2 separate regions of the Homo sapiens genome follow, and region 2 is linked to region 1. The links are chromatin loops, found by intact Hi-C in ENCODE. Cell type or tissue: ascending aorta. All regions are shown on one strand. Links, peaks and the distances in the headings refer to the core of each region. The heading gives the core; the rest is flanking DNA. Region 1 holds the start of LOC124904443 (a long non-coding RNA gene). Region 2 holds the start of TRL-CAA6-1 (tRNA-Leu (anticodon CAA) 6-1).

What was found. Hi-C counts contacts between places; a loop is a spot of excess contacts. Peaks named below come from ENCODE experiments on the same cell type or tissue, not always from the same donor. Only the 100,000 strongest peaks of a DNase experiment are listed, where the experiment ranks them.
Region 2: it touches region 1 in a loop (10-fold over the local background); 5 of 110 quality-filtered maps call a loop at or near these places.

What each region holds. Positions count from the first base shown.
Region 1 is chr1:161,377,116-161,386,573 of GRCh38, reverse strand. LOC124904443 (a long non-coding RNA gene) reads right to left here and starts at 1,174. Exons shown (of 2, transcript XR_007066693.1): 1 at 976-1,174; 2 at 1-112. It also overlaps the pseudogene RRM2P2. In ascending aorta, for the core only: a CTCF peak has its summit at 4,241 (motif pointing right); a DNase peak (open chromatin) is centred at 3,763; H3K27ac peaks cover 1,092 bases.
Region 2 is chr1:161,608,556-161,618,013 of GRCh38, reverse strand. TRL-CAA6-1 (tRNA-Leu (anticodon CAA) 6-1) reads left to right here and starts at 5,985; the gene lies at 5,985-6,068. It also overlaps the pseudogene RPS23P9. RefSeq lists enhancers at 5,046-5,095, 4,840-5,533, 5,534-6,228. In ascending aorta, for the core only: no CTCF peak of the experiment used is centred there; a DNase peak (open chromatin) is centred at 5,483; H3K4me3 peaks cover 1,756 bases; H3K27ac peaks cover 1,850 bases.

The DNA of each region.
Region 1 (9,458 bases), core at 3,171-5,670:
CTGGCTGTTGGCTGGGATCTCGGCTAGGATTGTCAGCAGGAACACCTACGTGGTTTCTCCATGAGGTTGCTCTGCTTCCTCATATCCAAGGTGGCTGGATTCTGAGTGACTCCTAAGACAATCAAGTGGAAGATGTATAACCTTTTTTGACCTTGCATCACTTCCACCTTACCTACAGGCCCACCCAAGTTCAAGAGGAAGGAATACAGACTCCACCTCTTAATGGGAGGAGTGTCACACTAAAGAAGAGCATGTGGTGTGGAATATCTTGTTACAACTCTCTTGAAAAAAGTACAACCTGGCTGGGCGCCATAGCTCACGCCTGTAATCCCAGCACTTTGGGAGGCCGAGGCAGGCGGATCACCTGAGGTCAGGAGTTCAAGACCAGCCTGACCAACATGGAGAAACCCCATCTCTACTAAAAATACAAAATTAGCTGGGTGTGGTGGCGCAGCTAACGTGGCTCCCAGCTACTTGGGAGGCTGAGGCAGGAGAATCGCCTGAACCCAGGAGGTGGAGGTTGCAGTGAGCCGAGATTGCACCACTGCACTCCAGCCTGGGCAACAAGAGGGAAACTCCCTCTTAAAAAAAAAAAAAGAAAAGAAAAATACAACCTGCCACAGCCATTAAATTTCAAAGTGGTTATACAGAAATAGATAACCAGGACTTAGTGCTATGGGGGTTTACTTAGTTCACCTAGGTAACTGCTTGGTATTGTTCGATTTGCTACAATGAAATCTGCTAGTATTCCTTCTCTAATTAAAAAAATAACTTTAGGCTGGGAGTGGTGGCTCATGCCTGTAATCCCAGCACTTTGGGAGGCCGAGTCAAGCAGATCACTTGAGCCCAGGAGTTCGAGACAAGCCTGGGCGACATGGTGAAACCCTGTCTCTATAAAAAATACAAAAATTAGCTGGGCATGGTGGTGCAAGCCTGTGGGCCTAGCTGCTCGGGAGGCTGAGATTGGAGGATCACCTGAGCCTGGGGAGGTCGAGGCTATAATGAGCTTCGATCTTGCCACTGCACTCCAGCCTGGGTGACAGAGTGAGATCCTGTATCAAAAAAAAAAAAAGTGTTTAAAAATAAATAACTTTAAAAGAAGACACCTGAAATTGTGGCCAGACCTAGATTCTCATTCTGATTCCAATATTAACTGATTATGACCTTGGGCAAATCAAGTTCTCAATATCTCAATTTAAAAATGTTTCTAAGTGAGATAAAATAATTTAAATATTCTCTTACAGTAGCTGGAAAAGGCAAACAAAAGCAACATTGTATATTACATGCAGTTTTGCAAAATTTGGGCTCAAGTTCCTTGAGATGCTTACAAAAAATAAATTCAGTGGCTAAATAAACTGAGGAAATGCTGTATATTATATCCCTCTCCCACTCTTGAAGAGTCTCAGTAAACATTAGGAAATTAAACAGGCCGGGCGCGGTGGCTCACGCCTGCAATCCCAGCACTTTGGGAAGCCGAGGCGGGTGGATCACATGAGGTCAGGAGTTTGAGACCAGCCTGACCAACATGGAGAAACCCCGTCTCTACTAAAAATACAAAATTAGCTGGGTGTGGTGGCACATGCCTGTAATCCCAGCTACTAGGGAGGCTGAGGCAGGAGAATCGCTTGAACCTGGGAGGCGGAGGTTGCGGTGAGCCGAGTACTCCAGCCTGGGTAACAAGGCTGCACTCCAGCCTGGGTAACAAGAGCAAAACTCCGTCTCAAAAAAAAGAAAAGAAATTAAACATCTGAGCATTCCCGTAGGAAATAAATTTATTCAATTTGTTTAACCAATCAAATTAGATGAAGGCTAGAGATTTCAGATTTCAGGGTCTGGACTTTTGGGAACAGGCTGGTGTGGGGGTTTGCCAGACTACCTGAGTTTGGTAACTGGTTCTACAACTTACTGTGTGTTCTTGGAGAAGTTACTTAACTTTCCTAAGCTTCAATTTTTTCATATGCAAAATGTGCTATTATTATTCTAGTTTTACATTTGGTTGTTGCAAAAATAAGTTAAACCTTTTTGGTTACATTTTAATTTAATCACTACTATAATGATGATGCGACTACCAACACTGATCTAGATAGACTGTAGTCCAGCTTCTTTTTTTAGTTTTTTAATTTGATCTAGACTTTTTAGGAAATTACTCTGTGCAAGATTTCTGACAAAAGACAAGGGAGAGGGTAAAATTTAGAGTAGTTTGGGAGGTCGAGGCGGGCAGATCACTTGAGGTCAGGAGTTCAAGACCAGCCTGGCCAACATGGTGAAACCCCATCTCTACTAAAATACAAAAATTAGCTGGGCATGGTGGTGCACACCTGTAATCTCAGCTACTCGGGAGGTTGAGGCATGAGAATTGCTTGAACCCAGGAGGCAGAGGTTGCAGTGACCTGAGATCATGGCACTGCACTCCAGCCTGGGCAACAGAGCAAAACTCTGTCTCAAAAAAAAAAAAAAAAAGAGAGACACAAGATCTCATCCTGGCATCAGTCACTGGTATCTCCTTTCATTACTCCTTGGCAGTCCTCAGTAAGTGTCATATTGCTTTTTTTCCCAATTTTTTTTATTGTGGTAACATTATATAACATAAAATTTATCATCCTAACCATTTGTGAGTGTACAGCTCAGTGGTATTAAATACATTCATATTGTTTTGCAACCATCACCGTTATCCATTTCCAGAACTCTTTTCATTTTGCAAAACTGTAATTCTGTACTCATTAAGCAATAACTCCCGATCACCCCTCCCCTCAGCTCCTGGCAGCCACTCTTCTAATTTCTGTTCTATGATTTGGCTACTCAAAGTACCTGATATCAGTGGAATCATACAGCATTTGTCCTTTCATGACTAGCTTATTTCACTGAGCATAATGTCCTCAAGTTTCATCCATGTTCTGGCATGTGTCAGAATTTCCTGCCTTTTCAAGTCTAAATAACATTCCATTATTTTTCACATTACCTTTTGTTACTTTAGGAATCATGGTCTGGGGGCTGGCCTTTAGCAACCAATATGTTTGGGGAGAGAGATATCTTCCTCAATGGCCTATCTTCTTTGTTGATGGATTCCTAGAGAATTATGCTACATTTTGCATCCAGGAAGGGTCACCACACCTAATTAGCCCACTTTTTTCCTCCAGAATTTTAATGTGTCTGAAAATTCACCTCTTAAAGGAGGAAGTGAAGGCAAGAGAAAGAAAGATGTGGGAATTGGCAGAAATAATAATTCTTCAAATGAGTCCCTTCCTAGACAGCATTCTCAAGCTAGGTATGCAAAAGAGCAGGACCACAGAGCTGCATTAAGGAATTAGATTTTATAGGATCAGAAAACAATCTTAGGAAACTGGGCCATTTTTAGTCTTCATTTCTTTTTGTGTTCTTATCAAAAATTGTAAAGGGGGTGGAAGATACATGCTGAGGTGGCAACCAACAAACATTCTCTTCAGAGGGTAAGACCACAGTGCTACAGAGAATGGAGAAAAATGTCATATACTTCCACAAACCAGAGTCAATGTTAGGAAAGATTTCACTCTAACGGCTTCCCTGCTAAGGGAGTTCTTCCATGAGTAGCTTTCACTGTGCAAGATCAGATGAGACCTAGGGTAGCCCAGGACACAAGGATCCTCCCATAATCCCCCAAGGGGCCACTTTCAATGTGGGCTAGTCTCTGCCCGTCCCTGCCAGGAACTGAAGAGGCTGTGCCAGTACCTTTTCCCCTGATCAGTCTCTGGGAAGGCAAAGCTTTTCTGCATCTGCCCTCAGTGGTTAGTGAGACTGTGGGATCGTCCTGAAGGACAGGAGGTCCTGGAGTTCACCCTCATGACATCATATCTGGCTTAGGACCATCACTCTTCATGTCCTGCTCATCGCTGTTCCTCACCATAGTTTCTCCCTAATGCAATGCCTTGTGGGGAGCTATTTCCCTGAGTACACAGTGATATCAGGATGTGAATCACCTTTTTCTGGGCAGAGGTGGTGGAATTTTTTACCATCATGAAGCTGAGGTTCCTTGCCCATTCTGAGTTGAATAACCCAAATCTTGGCTCTTAGAGCTTCTCATATCCCTAATTCCTTATAAAACTTAACTCTGTCCCCAGCTCTTTACTATCCCATTGCTCAGTATCTTCTACCACGTCCTCCTTCTCAAGACTCTGATACCTAAAATATACAATTTTACAGCAGCAGGAGGAAATAGGCAAAGGATATTTTCCTTTGTGGTGCTGGGTGTTGGGGATTAGTTGTAAAACTAGTCTCCACTAGAGGGAGACTTAATCTCAAGAAAGAAAACAATATGATCTGTGTCAAGTTGAGAGGAAGCAGAGGTATTAACTGTTTATATAGCTTTTGTATTATAGCCAACTATCTCTTCTTTAAAAATCTTTTTGTTGTAAAAATGAAGAGAATTTATTTATTTATTTTAGAAATTTTTAAAATTTTGTTTTATAACTATGTAAAATACTTGGGTTTCAAAATAAACGCTATAAAACAAGGCATATTTAAATAAGTTTATCATCTACCTCCACACCTTCCATATCACTCCTTCTCTCTCCCTAAAGGTAATCACTTGATTTTTAGTAGAGATGAGGTCTCATTTATGTTGCCCAGCTAGTCTGGAAGTTCTGACCTCAAGTGATCCTCCTGAAGTGCTGGGATTACAGGCATAAGCACCGCAGCCGGCCATGGTATTTCCTTCTCTATGAAATGTTTGTTTAATCTGTAGCTCAGCTTCCTTTTTCTTTTTCTTTTTTTTTGAGATGGTCTTGCTCTGTCGCCCAGTCTGGAGTGCAGTGGCTCGATCTCAGCTCACTGCAACTTCTGCCTTCTGGGTTCAAGTGATTCTCCTGCCTCAGCTTCCCGAGTAGCTGGGATTACAGGCGCGCGCCACCAAGCCCAGCTAATTTTTGTATTTTTAGTAGAGACGAGGTTTCTCCATGTTGGTCAGGCTGGTCTCAAACTCCTGACTTCAGGTGATCCATCCGCCTCGGCCTCCCAAAGTGCTGGGATTACAGGCGTGAGCCACCGTGCCTGGCCCCTTCTTCTTTTTGTAATGAAAAACAAACAAAAAAGCACACTTGGCCAGGCCCAGCACTTTGGGAGGCCGAGGCGGGCAGATCACGAGGTTAAGAGATCGAGACCATCCTGGCCTACCTGGTGAAACCCCGTCTCTACTAAAAATACAAAAATTAGCTGGGCGTGGTGGTGCGCACCTGTAGTCCCAGCTGCTTGGGACTCTGAGGCAGGAAAATCACTTGAACCCGGAAGACGGAGGTTGCAGTGAGCCAAGATGGAGCCACTGCACTCCAGCCTGGCAACAGAGCGAGACTCCGTCTCAAAAAACAAACAAAAAAACAAAAACACACACACATACACAAAACAACCCTCTTTTACTGAGGAGTATACATACAAACAGACAACCACTAAGAGTCCCTCACACTTTCTTTTTTTTTTTTTTTTTTTTTTTTTTTTTTGAGACTGAGTCTCACTCTGTCACCCAGGCTGGAGGGCAGTGGCGAGATCTCAGCTCACTGCAACCTCTGCCGCCTGCGTTCAAGCGATTCTCCTGCCTCAGGCTCCCGAGTAGCTGGGATTACAGCCGTCTGCCACTGCACCTGGCTAATTTTTGCTGTTTTAGTAGAGACGGGGTTTCACCATCTTGGCCAGGCTGGTCTTGAACTCCTGACCTCGTGATCAGACCGCCTCGGCCTCCCAAAGTGCTGGGATTACAGGTGTGAGCCACCACACCTGGCCCCCTCACATTTTCATGTACTGACAAAACTATTCCATCTTTTTTTTTTTTTTTTTTTTGACAGTGTTTCAGTCTTGTTGCCCAAGCTGGAGTGCAATGACACGATCTTGGCTCACTGCAAACTCCACCTCCCAGGCTCAAGCAATTCTCCTGCCTCAGCCTCCCAAGTAGCTGGGATTACAGGTATATGCCACCATGCCCAGCTACTTTTTGTATTTTTAGTAGAGAAAGGGTTTCCCATGTTGGCCAGGCTGGTCTCGAACTCCTGACCTCAGGTGATCCGCCCATCTCAGCCTCCCAAAGTGCTGGGATTACAGGCATGAAACACCACACCCGGCCTAAAATAAATTTTTAGGACAGATCAGGCTGGCCCCATTTTCTAGCCCAGTTTTTTACAGAGCTATTAGTCTTTTTCTTCCCTATTTTTAGAAGTTTTTCCTGAATCAAATATATTACTCCTTTGTAATGTAATTTATAAATTTCTTTTCCCATTAGTCTTTTTACTTTTTTTTGTTATTATGTAAAATTTATCAATTTGCATCTATGGGGATAATCAAACATTTTTTCCACCTTAGATCAATTAATATGGTGGATTATATTAATAGATTTCCTAATATTATATGTTCTTGCATTTTTGGAATATTATCCAGTTGGTCATGATAAATATTTTTTAACATGCTGTTGGATTCACTTTGCTAATGTTTTATATATATGTATCAATATTAATACAAAAGTGAAATTGATCTATAATGGTTTTTTTTGTTACAGTCTTTGTCACGATTCTAAAATTGAGGTTTGGAAATCAATGTTATACTTACTTTGCAAGATGATTTTGGGGGTTTTCCCTTTTTTGTCATAGTCTAAAATAGTTTTAAAAATTAAAGATTTGTTTTTTAAAGTTTGGTAGAATCATCTGTAAAACGATCTGGGCCTGCTTTGTTTTGTAGGGGAACTCCTTAACTAGTTTCTATGATTATTTTATGTTACTTGGCCGGTTTAAATTTGCTGTCTCTATAGGGGCAAATTTTGTTAAATTGGATTTTCTAAAAAAATCCATTTAATGTAGATTTTAAAATATTTTTACAAGAATATTTTTCAAATTTCTTCTTTTGTGTCACTTTATTTCCAGTTTCATGGATTTGTGCTTTCCTTAGCTAGGAAATTATCAAAATTATTTTTACAAAGAAACAGTTTTGGATTCTTTAATTAATATAATGCTACCATTGTTATTGTTATTGTTGTTGTTTTCAAACCCATTAACTTCTGCCTTTATTTTTACTAATTTCTTATTTTTGTGTCATTCGGTTTACCCTGGGTTTTGTGTATAATATTTTGAGTTGGATTGTTATTTATTTTTACTTATATAGGTATTTAATGCTATAAACCTTTCCCTCATAGCTGTTTTTGCTGTTTCCCATAAATTCTGGGGGTTTTCATTGCTATTTTCAAAAACTTCTCCCGCGCCACCACCATGCTCTCGGTCCGCGTCCGGATCACTTCCATCGCTGACCCACAGCAACAGCAGCTCTTGCTGCTGAAGGTTCTCAGTCTGGCCAACAAGGAGAACACGCCCTCGACCCTGAGCGGAACTCGCATCCTGGCCAGCAAGGCGGCGAGGAGGATCTTCCAGGAACCAGCGGAGCCGAAAACTAAAATAGCTGCTCCTGGCGTGGAGGATGAACCACTGCTGAGAGAAGACCCCGCCACTTTATCATCTTCCCCAACGAGTACCATGATATTTGGCAGATGTATAAGAAGGCGGAGGCTTCCTTAAACCGAGGAGACCGAGGAGAGTGATTTTATATCCCGTGTTCTGGCTTTCTTTGCAGCAAGTGATGGCATAGTAAATGAAAACTTGGTGGAGCGATTTAGCCAAGAAGTTCAGATTACAGAAGCCCGCTGTTTCTATGACTTCCAAATTGCCATGGAAAACACACATTCTGAAATGTATAGTCTCCTTATTGACACTTACATAAAAGATGCCAAAGAAAGGGAATTTCTCTTCAACACCATTGAAACACCTTGTGTCAAGAAGGCAAATTGGGCCTTGAGTTGTATTGGGGACAAAGAGGCTACCTATGGTGAATGTGTTGTAGCCTTTGCTGCAGTGGAAGATATCTTCTTTTTTTTTCTTTTTTTTTTTTTTTTTGAGACGGACTTTCGCTCTTGTTGCCCAGGCTGGAGTGCAATGGCGCGATCTCCGCTCACTGCAACCTCCGCCTCCCGAGTTCAAGCGATTCTCCTGCCTCAGCCTCCCGAGGAGCTGGGATTACAAGAATGCGCCACCACACCCAGCTAGTTTTTGTATTTTTAGTAGAGACTGGGTTTCTCTATGTTGGTCAGGCTAGTCTCAAACTCCTGACCTCAGGTGATCCACCCACCTCAGCCCCCCAAAGTGCTGGGATTACAGGCTTGAGCCGCCGCGTCCGGCCATTAACAGCATCTTTAAAACTGTGTAGCTACCTCACGACCAGGCCTGTTTATTTATAATGCTGGTGGTATCACCTTTTGCCAGCAGGCTGGCTGGCTGTGACTTACCATAGCAGTGACAGCAGCAGTCTTGGCTTTAAAGTGAGGGGTGACTCTCTAGTGAGCTTGGCCCAGCAGGATTAAACATTCACTTAACTAGCACAGGCAGTTGAAAGATGCAGCCTCCCTACTTCAAAGCAGATTTTGTTTACTTAAATATAAAACTGGCACTTTACAAACATTGTTTGTACTATCAAGGTAATAATAGCTTGATTTATTTGGTTTCTACACCAAAGTATTCTGCTGACCACTAATTGGAGCCAATTCAAAATTCACTAAGTAACTAAAGTAAGTTAAACTTGTGTAGACTAAGCATATAATTTCTAAATTTTATTTTCTTGAATGAATTAAAATATTCCTTAATCAACTTTAAAGTCAATCCTGTATATAGCTAGATATTAGTCTGTTGGTGCCAGATAGAAGACAGGTAGTGTTTTTTATCCTGTGGCCTGGGGAGTGTCCTGGGATTCTCTGTCCTATCTGAGTAGAGTGTTGTGGATTAAGGAATCTCTCACGGCAAAGACAGATGAGAAATTTAGGCATGATCTGGGCCTTCATATGTGTGAGAAGCCATATCATTTTATTTCTCACTATATTTTCCCCAACTTCTAGTTGATAAGAAAAAATTATTGAAGAGTTTTTATATGTGGGGACTACAGTGGCATTGTAAAATTTCAAGTCATCCTTAAACAAAATGACCCACCTAAGATCTTGCTCCTGTTAGGTGGTGAAATCAACTGGAGTTGGTTCCTAAAAGTTGTTTATTCTAGTCTTGTTTAAGTAGGTTGTGTGAGTTAATAGTTAATTCATTTACATTTACTATATGGCCCTTTTTTTTTTTTTAATAGAGTCTCGCTCTGTTGCCCAGGCTGGAGTGCAGTTGTGAGATCTTGGCTCACTGCAACCTCTGCGTCCCGGGCTCAAGCCATTCTCCTGCCTCAGCCTTCCGAGTAAGTGGGATTACAGGGCCCACCGTGGTGGTGGGCTAATTTTTGTATTTTTAGTAGAGACGGGGTTTCACCATGTTGGCCAGACTGATCTCGAACTCCTGACCTCAGGTGACCCGCCCCCCTTGGCCTTCCAAAGTGCTGGGATTACATGTATGAGTCACCACGCCCGGCCTACATGTCTTTGAAATTAGAAAATATTTTTTAGGCTGGGTACAGGCTTGAGCCACTGCACCTGG
Region 2 (9,458 bases), core at 4,408-6,907, 230 kb before region 1:
GGAGGAAAGACCAAGCTCATCAGCTTTAATGGTGAAAACCCAATAGTAATAAGTTTTCATTTGCCAAAATAAGTTGTTTTTAAATGTCCTTTCTTTTTTAAAATTAAAATTAGGATAGATGATAGTTTTGTGGCTATTTGTTTTATGAATTTCACAATTTGGCAAAATGAAAAGTTGGCCACCCTATACTAGTAACCAACTTTTCTGATGTCATTAGAGACAGGGTCTTGCTCTATCACCTAGGTTGGAGTGTAGCTGCACGATCTTAGCTCACTGCAGCCTGCAACTCTCAAGCTCAAGCAATCCTCCTGCCTTAGCTTCCCAAGTAGTTGGGATTACAGGCTTGAGCCACCTCGCCTGGCCAGTAACCAACATTGTGGGGAAATTTTGTTCATCTGTGAAGTTCAAGTTTGGAACTACCACTCTGTGCTTTACCTCCATTGTTGGATTGACAGCAGAAATAAAAAGTTATTAGTTTCCAGTTGATTGTGAATACACATACATTTCCTGTGCTACATTTTACATGTATGTGACAGCAATGCAAAAGCAGGAGAGTAAAAAGGAAGAATTTTTAAAGAATAAAAGAATAGCTCTCCCTCTCCCTCTCCCCCTCCCCCTCCCCTCCCCCTCTCCCCACAGTCTCTCTCTCCCTCTCTTTCCACGGTCTCCCTCTGATGCCCAGCCGAAGCTGCACTGTGCTGCTGCCATCTCGGCTTACTGCAACCTACCTGCCTGATTCTCCTGCCTCAGCCTGCCGAGTGCCTGCGATTGCAGGCGCACGCCGCCACGCCTGACTGGTTTTCGTATTTTTTTGGTGGAGACGGGGTTTCGCCGTGTTGGCCGTGCTGGTCTCCAGCTCCTAACCGCGAGTGATCTGCCAGCCTCGGCCTCCCAAGGTGCCGGGATTGCAGACGGAGTCTCGTTCACTCAGTGCTCAATGTTGCCCAGGCTGGAGTGCAGTGGCGTGGTCTCGGCTAGCTACAACCTCCACCTCCCAGCCGCCTGACTTGGCCTCCCAAAGTGCCGAGATTGCAGCCTCTGCCCGGCTGCCACCCCGTCTGGGAAGTGAGGAGCGTCTCTGCCTGGCCTCCCATCGTCTGGGATGTGAGGAGCCCCTCTGCCCGGCTGCCCAGTCTGGGAAGTGAGGAGAGCCTCTTCCTGGCCTCCATCCCATCTAGGAAGTGAGGAGCATCTCTGCCCGGCTGCCCATCGTCTGAGATGTGGGGAGCGCCTCTGCCCCGCCGCCACGTCTGGGATGTGAGGAGCACCTCTGCCCGGCCGCGACCCCGTCTGGGAGGTGAGGAGCGTCTCTGCCCAGCCGCCCCGTCTGAGAAGTGAGGAGCCCCTCCGCCCGGCAGCCGCCCCGTCTGGGAAGTGAGGAGCGCCTCTGCCCGGCAGCCACCCCATCTGGGAGGGAGATGGGGGGCGACTCTGCCCTGCCACCGCCCCGTCCGGGAGGTGGGGGGTGCCTCTGCCCGTCTGCCCCTTCTGGGAAGTGAGGAGCCCCTCTGCCCAGCCGCCACCCCGTCTGTGAGCTATACCCAACAGCTCGTTGAGAACGGGCCATGATGACGATGGCGGTTTTGTGGAATAGAAAAGGGGGAAATGTGGGGAAAAGATAGAGAAATCAGATTGTTGCTGTGTCTGTGTAGAAAGAAGTAGACATGGGAAACTCCATTTTGTTCTGTACTAAGAAAAATTCTTCTGCCTTGGGATGCTGTTGATCTATGTATGACCTTACCCCCAACCCTGTGCTCTCTGAAACATGTGCTGTGTCCACTCAGGGTTAAATGGATTAAGGGCAGTGGAAGATGTGCTTTGTTAAACAGATGCTTGAAGGCAGCATGCTCGTTAAGAGTCATCGCCACTCCCTAATCTCAAGTACCCAGGGACACAAACACTGCGGAAGGCCGCAGGGTCCTCTGCCTAGGAAAACCAGAGACCTTTGTTCACTTGTTTATCTGCTGACCCTCCCTCCACCATTGTCCTATGACCCTGCCAAATCCCCCTCTGTGAGAAACACCCAAGAATGATCAATTAAAAAAAAATAAAAATAAAAGAATAATTGAGGTCAAAAGTACAAAACGAGGTGGTGAAATAAATTCAAATATATCAGCTATTTTTTTTTGGAGGGTGGGTGGACAGAGTCTCTGTCACCCAGGCTGGAGTGCAGTGGTAGCATCTTGGCTCACTGCAATCTCCACCTTCCCGGTTCAAGCGATTCTCCCACCTCAGCCTCCTGGGGACTACAGGTGCATGCCGCCACACCCACCTAATTTTTAGTAGAGATGCGGTTTCACTATGTTGGCCAGGCTGGTCTTGAACTCCTGACCTCAAGTGATCCACCTGCCTCAGCCTCCCAAAGTGCTGGGATTACAGGTGTAAGCCACCATGACCCGGCCTATAACAGTAATTATAATAATGCAACTGAACAAAACCTTCCAGTTAAAAGATAAAGTGAATTTTTAAGATCAGTTTTATTCTGTTTAGAAGAATGACATTAAAATGTAAAGAAACAGAAAGACTAAATGGAAAAGGGAATGCCAGGAATATTCTAACAAAAAGAAAGTTGGCATATAGCTATACAATATCAGACAAAATAAAGTTTAAGAAATAATGCATCATTAGGGATGAAGATGGTCATCATATAATAAAAGATTAAACTACTGATGAATATATAACAGATAAAATGGCATTAAAATATGAAAGCAAGAATTAGGCCTACAAGGGAAAATGAACAAATCCGTCGCCACAGTGAGAGAATTCCGCATACTTCAACCCTTACTAGATCAAACAGAAAAAAATTATTAAGCGTGTGTCTCTTTTTCTTATTTACTTTTATTAAGCATATGAATGCAATTAACAAGCTCAATTTAACAGATATATATATATAGAACTGCAATCAATAATTATTAGTTGTACATTCTTCTCAAACTCACATGGGATATTATGAAAACTGACTTTATATGAGGCTGATAAGTTTCTTTTATTTATTTATTTATTTTTTTTTGAGATGGAGACTTGCTCTGTCACCCAGGCTGGAGTATGATGGCACTATCTCAGCTCACTGCAACCTCCGCCTCCTGGGTGCAAGTGATTCTCCTGCCTCAGCCTCCTAAGTAGCTGGGATTACAGGTGCGTGTGCCACCACACCTGGCTAATATTTTTCATTTATTTATTTTTTATTTTTAGTAGAGATGGGTTCACCATGTTGGTCAGGCTGGTCTTGAACTCCTGATCTCAAGTGATCCACCCATCTCGGCCTCTCAAAGTGCTGGGATTACAGGCTTGAGCCACCGCACCTGGCTAAGGCCAGTAAGCTTCAACATATGTCATGGAATCAGTACTATATGAAGCACATTTTCTGAACATAAGGAATTTAACTCAGAAATCAATAACAAAAAATAACTTTTAAAAGCCTTCATATATTTGGAAATTTAAAAAAACAAAATTTATGGAATGCAGTGAATCCTGTTATAATGGGGAAATGTATAGCCAGTGGCTATTCTGATTGGTCAGTGCTATATCTGTTAACTCCTCCACAAAAAGAATTATCTTCTGGGTTTTGCTTTTGGCTTTCCCTAGACATCCCAAAAAGCCAGCCCCCATACCTTGGCTGGCCACAGGGAACTCTAGGTGGCCACTTCCAGAAAAACCACTCAGTGAATCCCAACGTGAAGGGCTAACTGAAGCCAGCCTATGGCAGGTGTTGGTTATAGGTCCCTGTCCCTATATGTCTCCCAAGACAGGGCAGCCTGAACACTGATCCACTTAGCGATTGCGCAGTGTCAATCTGGCCCCACACAGCTGTGGCTAGCCACTACCAGTCAGTACTACCCTTTGGTTCTTCTTGCCTGTGGGCACTGCAGCCTCTGTGGGACCTTAGTACTAAGAGTCAGAGAATATCAGGGAGAACAGGTGGGCAGTAACAGGTTACATTGGAGGCATAAGCTAGATGCTGTGGCCTCCACTGGCACAGCTGGTCCTCTTGTTACAGGATGGAGGCTGTGGGGCAGATGAGAGCATAAGGGAGGTTTGGAGCTAAAGGGTGGCTGAGGTGCAGATGTTCTTTCTTCCCATCCCTGTTGAATTTCACCTCCATTTTAGGGAATGAGACTTAAAATCTCAAACATCATCCCACTACAGGCATTAACAATGGACCCTCCTGGCAATGTTTATACATTTGTAATATATGTTTATATATTAACCCATTGAAGAATTAAAATTATCATCATTATCCTCTTTTACAGGAGGAAATGGAGACAAAGAGAGCCAAGATTCAAACACAGGAAGCACAACAGAGCCCATGCACTTAATCTTCACACTGTGTTGCCTCATCCAGCCTGAATGGTTAGGGTCAATCTAATTATATATGTCATTCCAATAAATGACTTTTGTATAATAAAAGATAACGGATACATAAAACCCTCAGACAGTATTTTAAAGGCTGGAAAATTTGTGAATACAATTGCTGTTAGTTCAACCGGTGACAAAGAACTCAGTATCATAAACAGCATGTTAGGAAAAAGTTTCAACTTATCGAGACTACAAGTCATCTAATGACTATCAGTTTATTAGGAAATTATCAAAAGAGTTTGATTCCCAGCCAAACTGAATCCCTGCTTCTCTCCCATGTAACTCAGTTCCAAATCAAATGCACAGTCCAGTACATCTGAGCTTTTTGCCAGCAGAGAGGGGGCCCGAATGAGTTGCTTACTATGAGGCCACTTGGGGGGGGGGGTTTATGGACTGGAAACGGGAAGGAATGTGCTTAGTTTGCCGGCTGTTTTGGAGAATGCGTGATTTAGGTTGGCCTGGGACCTTGGCCTGGGACTAATTAGAAAGCTTGGCCCGGGACCTTAGCCTAGGACCTCGGCCGGGAATAATTAGGGGCTTAAGTGATGATTTGTAGAGGCTAGCGAATGAACCTCGCAAGTGAAGACACAAGAGCCCCTTTCTGAAGCTAAGACTCATCCCAGGATTGAAATGATCCCAAAGATTCCTCAAGAGTTGGAAGTTTACAAAGGAAGGAAGGGAGGAAAGAACCATCAGAATTTAATCCCTTCAAAAAAAGCCTGGGTTTAGAAAGAGGCCAGGGGAAAGACAGGAAGCGAGTACGGAAAGTGAGGTATTGCTGCAGTTTCGTTGAGGCGTAAAACGAATACACAGCGCGCTGGAGGCTCCGGCTCAGAAAAGTTTTTCGTAGAAGGAAAGACAAAAACGTTTCGTTACCCGGGAATCGAACCCGCGTTAACTGCTTGAAAGGCAGCTGTGCTCACCACTACACCACCAACGCGTCCCCGGTTTGGAATTTTAGAAATCTATATATAAGATAAGCAAAGCGTATGACTTTCCCGACCGTTCTAGCAGTGTCTTTTGTTTATGATCCTGAGGTTAAACATGCTAAGCCCTCCATTGGTGAGAACCGATTCTTATGAATCGGCCCCGCCCCACAAACGGCGGGGGGCGGTGAACGCAGAAGCCACTTGCTCTGGAAGCCGGAGGGCGGAGCCGGCTCACAGCCGAGAGAGAAAGCCGCAGTTGAGCACCGCCGGGGGATTTTCCTCCGCCGTCTTCTCTTCCCCCCCGCACTCCTCATGTCCCGTAGCTCCCAGCTCCGCAGCTGTTCGAGACTCCGCACTGGATCCGCCGGGTGTCGGATTCAGCAACAGTGATTGGTGCGGAGGATCCGAGGGAGACGGGCCGACACAGGGTCTACCTTGACATGGCTCGACCCCTCTACAGAAGCAGAGGGGCGCTCGAAGAGTCGCCAGGGAAAATGGAGCCTTAAGGTTTAGTTTGGGTAGTGAGGAAAGAGGAAAGAGCTGTCGGAGGCTGTTTCATTTTTCCCGCTTTGCGACAAGGTCTAGAGAGAGTTACAATTTTATTTGAAACAGTAAATAGACACATTAATGTGACCTGATAGCGTGCACCATCAGTATATGATAAAATTAGGAGAAATTAGGAAGTTTAGCAAAACGTGTGTCAGGATGGCCGAGCAGTCTTAAGGCGCTGCGTTCAAATCGCACCCTCCGCTGGAGGCGTGGGTTCGAATCCCACTTTTGACAACGTATGTTTTCCATCCTTACTTTTCCTCCTGATTTGAACCAACCAGCAATTATGTTTGAATTCTTAGAGAAAGACTTTTCGATCGGTCAACACTGCGTTTTATCCTGGGTATCTACATTTACGAAAATTATTTGTGCTTCTCTGCACATATAGAACTAAATCTATTTTTCCTGTATTGTAGGCTGGAGTCTGGTCTATGAAAACAGGGAGCAGTTGAGACTAAGTTTAACTTTGGACTCCAACTTCCCAGTGTCAATTTATCCATTCTTTTATTCAACAACAATGTGTTGAGCCCTTTCTGTGCGTCAAGCACACTAAGGCAGGCAGATACCATCTCCTTTGACTAAACAAGAGAACGCCCTCAACACAGGATCCTTTAATTTGCTCTACAGTCTTAGCTGGGTTTTTTTTTTAACGCTAACGCAGTAGTGTCAAACTTTGGTAAGGATCAGATTCTCCACCGCCTTGCCCCGCTCCCCAGCTTTTTTTTTTTTTTTTTTGAGACAGGTTCTCACTCTGTACCCCAGGCTGGAGTACTGTGGCGCGATCTTGGCTCACTGCAGCCTCCGTCTTCCCGGTCCACGCGGTTCTCGTGCCTCAGCCTCCCAAGTACCCGGGGTTCGCGCCTGTAGTCCCAGCTACTCCGGGAGCCTGAGGCGAATCTCTTGAGCCCAGGGGGCAGAGGTTGCAGTGAGCCGAGATCGTGCCACTGCACTCCAGGCTGGGGTACAGAGTGAGACCCTGTGTCCAAAAAAAAAAAAAAAAGTCATTAATGTTATACCAATGCCAATTTCTTAGGTTTGATAAATATAACATGGTTATGTAAGGTTTTAACATTAGGGGAAGTAGAAAGGATATAGAGTAATAACTTTATGTAGTATCTTTGCAACTTGTCTGTTCATCTAAAATTATTGCAAAATCAAAAATTCTTTTAAAAAACCAACAACTTGAAAGTGGTTGCCTGTGAGGAGTAGGACCTGGGAAGGGGGCAAGAAACTGCTTGTACCAAGAATTGATTTTTTTAATAATGGGCATGTGTTCTGATTTAATTTGTTCAAACTTTTTCCCCCCCTTTGGAACTGGGTGACATAGTTGTGATTACAATAATCAAACTAAGACTACATACAATATAAGGATTTTTAGATACCTAGTATACAAGAAACAGTCCCCAAAGAAACTAAACCAAAATGATCAACAGACATTTAAAAGTAAATAAAGTTTGTTTATATTTCTCTGTAGAAAAATAGATTGCACCCAAATGGGAGGATCTGAGATGTCACAACTAAACACGATAAAAATCTTTCTTCTTATATTCCGTGTGTGTTGGGTTTTTTAAAAGGAGAAAAGGCATGCTATCAAAATACTAAGAAACTATATAAAAGTGAGTACCATCAATCCTCTTGAGAAGTTCAAACAGGTTGAGGGGGGTCAATGTTGAGAATTGAGATGAGATTCAGGAAAGGAAGAATGTAATGCAGGATGTACGTGTCACTCCATCTCTCTCTCTTTTTTTTTTTTTTTCAGGTTCCTTCCATGTGAAGCCAGGCTGCGTAAGACTTGGGCCAGGGCCAGGAAAAAAGGGCAGTTAAAAATGTGAAATGACAGCCAGGGACAAGTGCGTTGTTAGTGTAACCTTCTCTCCGTCTTTAAAAAATCAACCTAAGAAATATAATGTATAATGTAGCATTGTTCTAGCCAAGCTCTCCCATAATTTCTGAGATGAAAATAAATCTCCCAATGTGCACAGGGCAAATATACTCTGGATTGGATTGACTGGGAACTAACACAAGGTTATCCTTTTGATTATTTTGTTTACACCAACAAAGCAAAGGCAAATATCCTTGCTTTTATATTGTCATTGACTCAACTGGCAGTAAAGTTGTGCCTAAGGATATTTTGCAGATTCCGTCACTTGCTATAAAAAACACACAACTAGCTAGGCGTGGTGGCTCACACCTGTAATCCTAGCACTTTGGGAGGCTGAGGTGGGCAGATCACCTGAGGTCACGAGTCTGAGACCAGCCTGACCAACATGGTGAAACCCCATGTCTACTAAAAATGCAAAACTTAGCTGGGTGTGATGGCAGGCACCTGTAATCCCAGCTACTCGGGAGGCTGAGGCAGGAGAATTGGTTGAGCCCGGGAGGCAGAGGTTGCAGTGAGTTGAGATCGCACCTTTGCACTCCAGCTTAGGCGACAGAGCAAGACTCTGTCTCTGCAAGTATACAATAAAATGCACACTTTTTCTCACGGGGCTCAGCATCCAGCTGTGTTTCAAAGGAATAATATGACCAATTTCAAAACATCTAGGGGAAGGTCTGGTAATAAGTGGAGTTATGGCCTATTTGTAAGGTGGCATGCTGAGGCTCTAGACTCAGGCAGGACAGGGTTCTTCATTCCAGCCTTCCTGTCCCCACTTTATAGCTTTGTGTCTTTGAATAAATTGTTTAACCTCTTTGAACCTCATAATGCTCATCTTCAAAAAGAAGATAGTATTCCATAATGCTACTGTGAAGATTAAGTTAGATTGTGTATGTCAAGTACCTAGTACATAGTTATCACCCAACTAACAATTAATAGTAATTGCTAATATTTGTTGATAGTATATTATACGCCTGACATTCTTCTTTGCCTCTTACATATATTAATTAATTGAACCCTCACAACAGTCTGGAGGTTGGTACTGTTATCATCATCATCATCCCCACTGCAGGGAAGGAGAAACTGAAGCTTGGAGAGTTTAATTTGCACAGTATATAAAGTGGCAGGGCTGAAAATCTATAGAGTCTTGTTCCAACATCCTCATTATGCCATGGGCAGAAACCACATGGGATCATACTATTTCTCTGACATAGATAAAGTCAATAGTAACTTTAATCGTACCACCAGATCTACTTCCTCTGACATATACCATCCTCCAGAGTCCAGGACTCAGAGTCTTTTCTCTAAAAGAACAATGGATAAAGTGACATGATTACAAACAGCTAATAAGCATGTAAACTATTTGTTAGTGTTATTAAAACAGCTAGACTGACAAACTCAACCAGGTTCCTATGACAAAAATACAGAATTTGAATCATAGGATCACACATGGAAACACTGCCAGTACTTAAGTTTCTCTTCATTCTCTGCTTTTCCAATTCCACATCTCTCCCTCTCTCTTCCTGCATTATATCTCAATCCTCTCCTCTTTACCAGCCCTAACTCTTCAGTACTGTTCCAATGTATTGGCCTCAAACTCTTTTCCAAACCCTGCCTTCCCCTATAGGAATCATGCACACGGTCTCAGGAATATTCTTCACATTCCTCCTTCAGCACCCACCCCAACATTTTCTGCTTCTGAAAGCCTTTATGTACTTTTGTACTTTGATTGGTTGGAATGAAAAGCA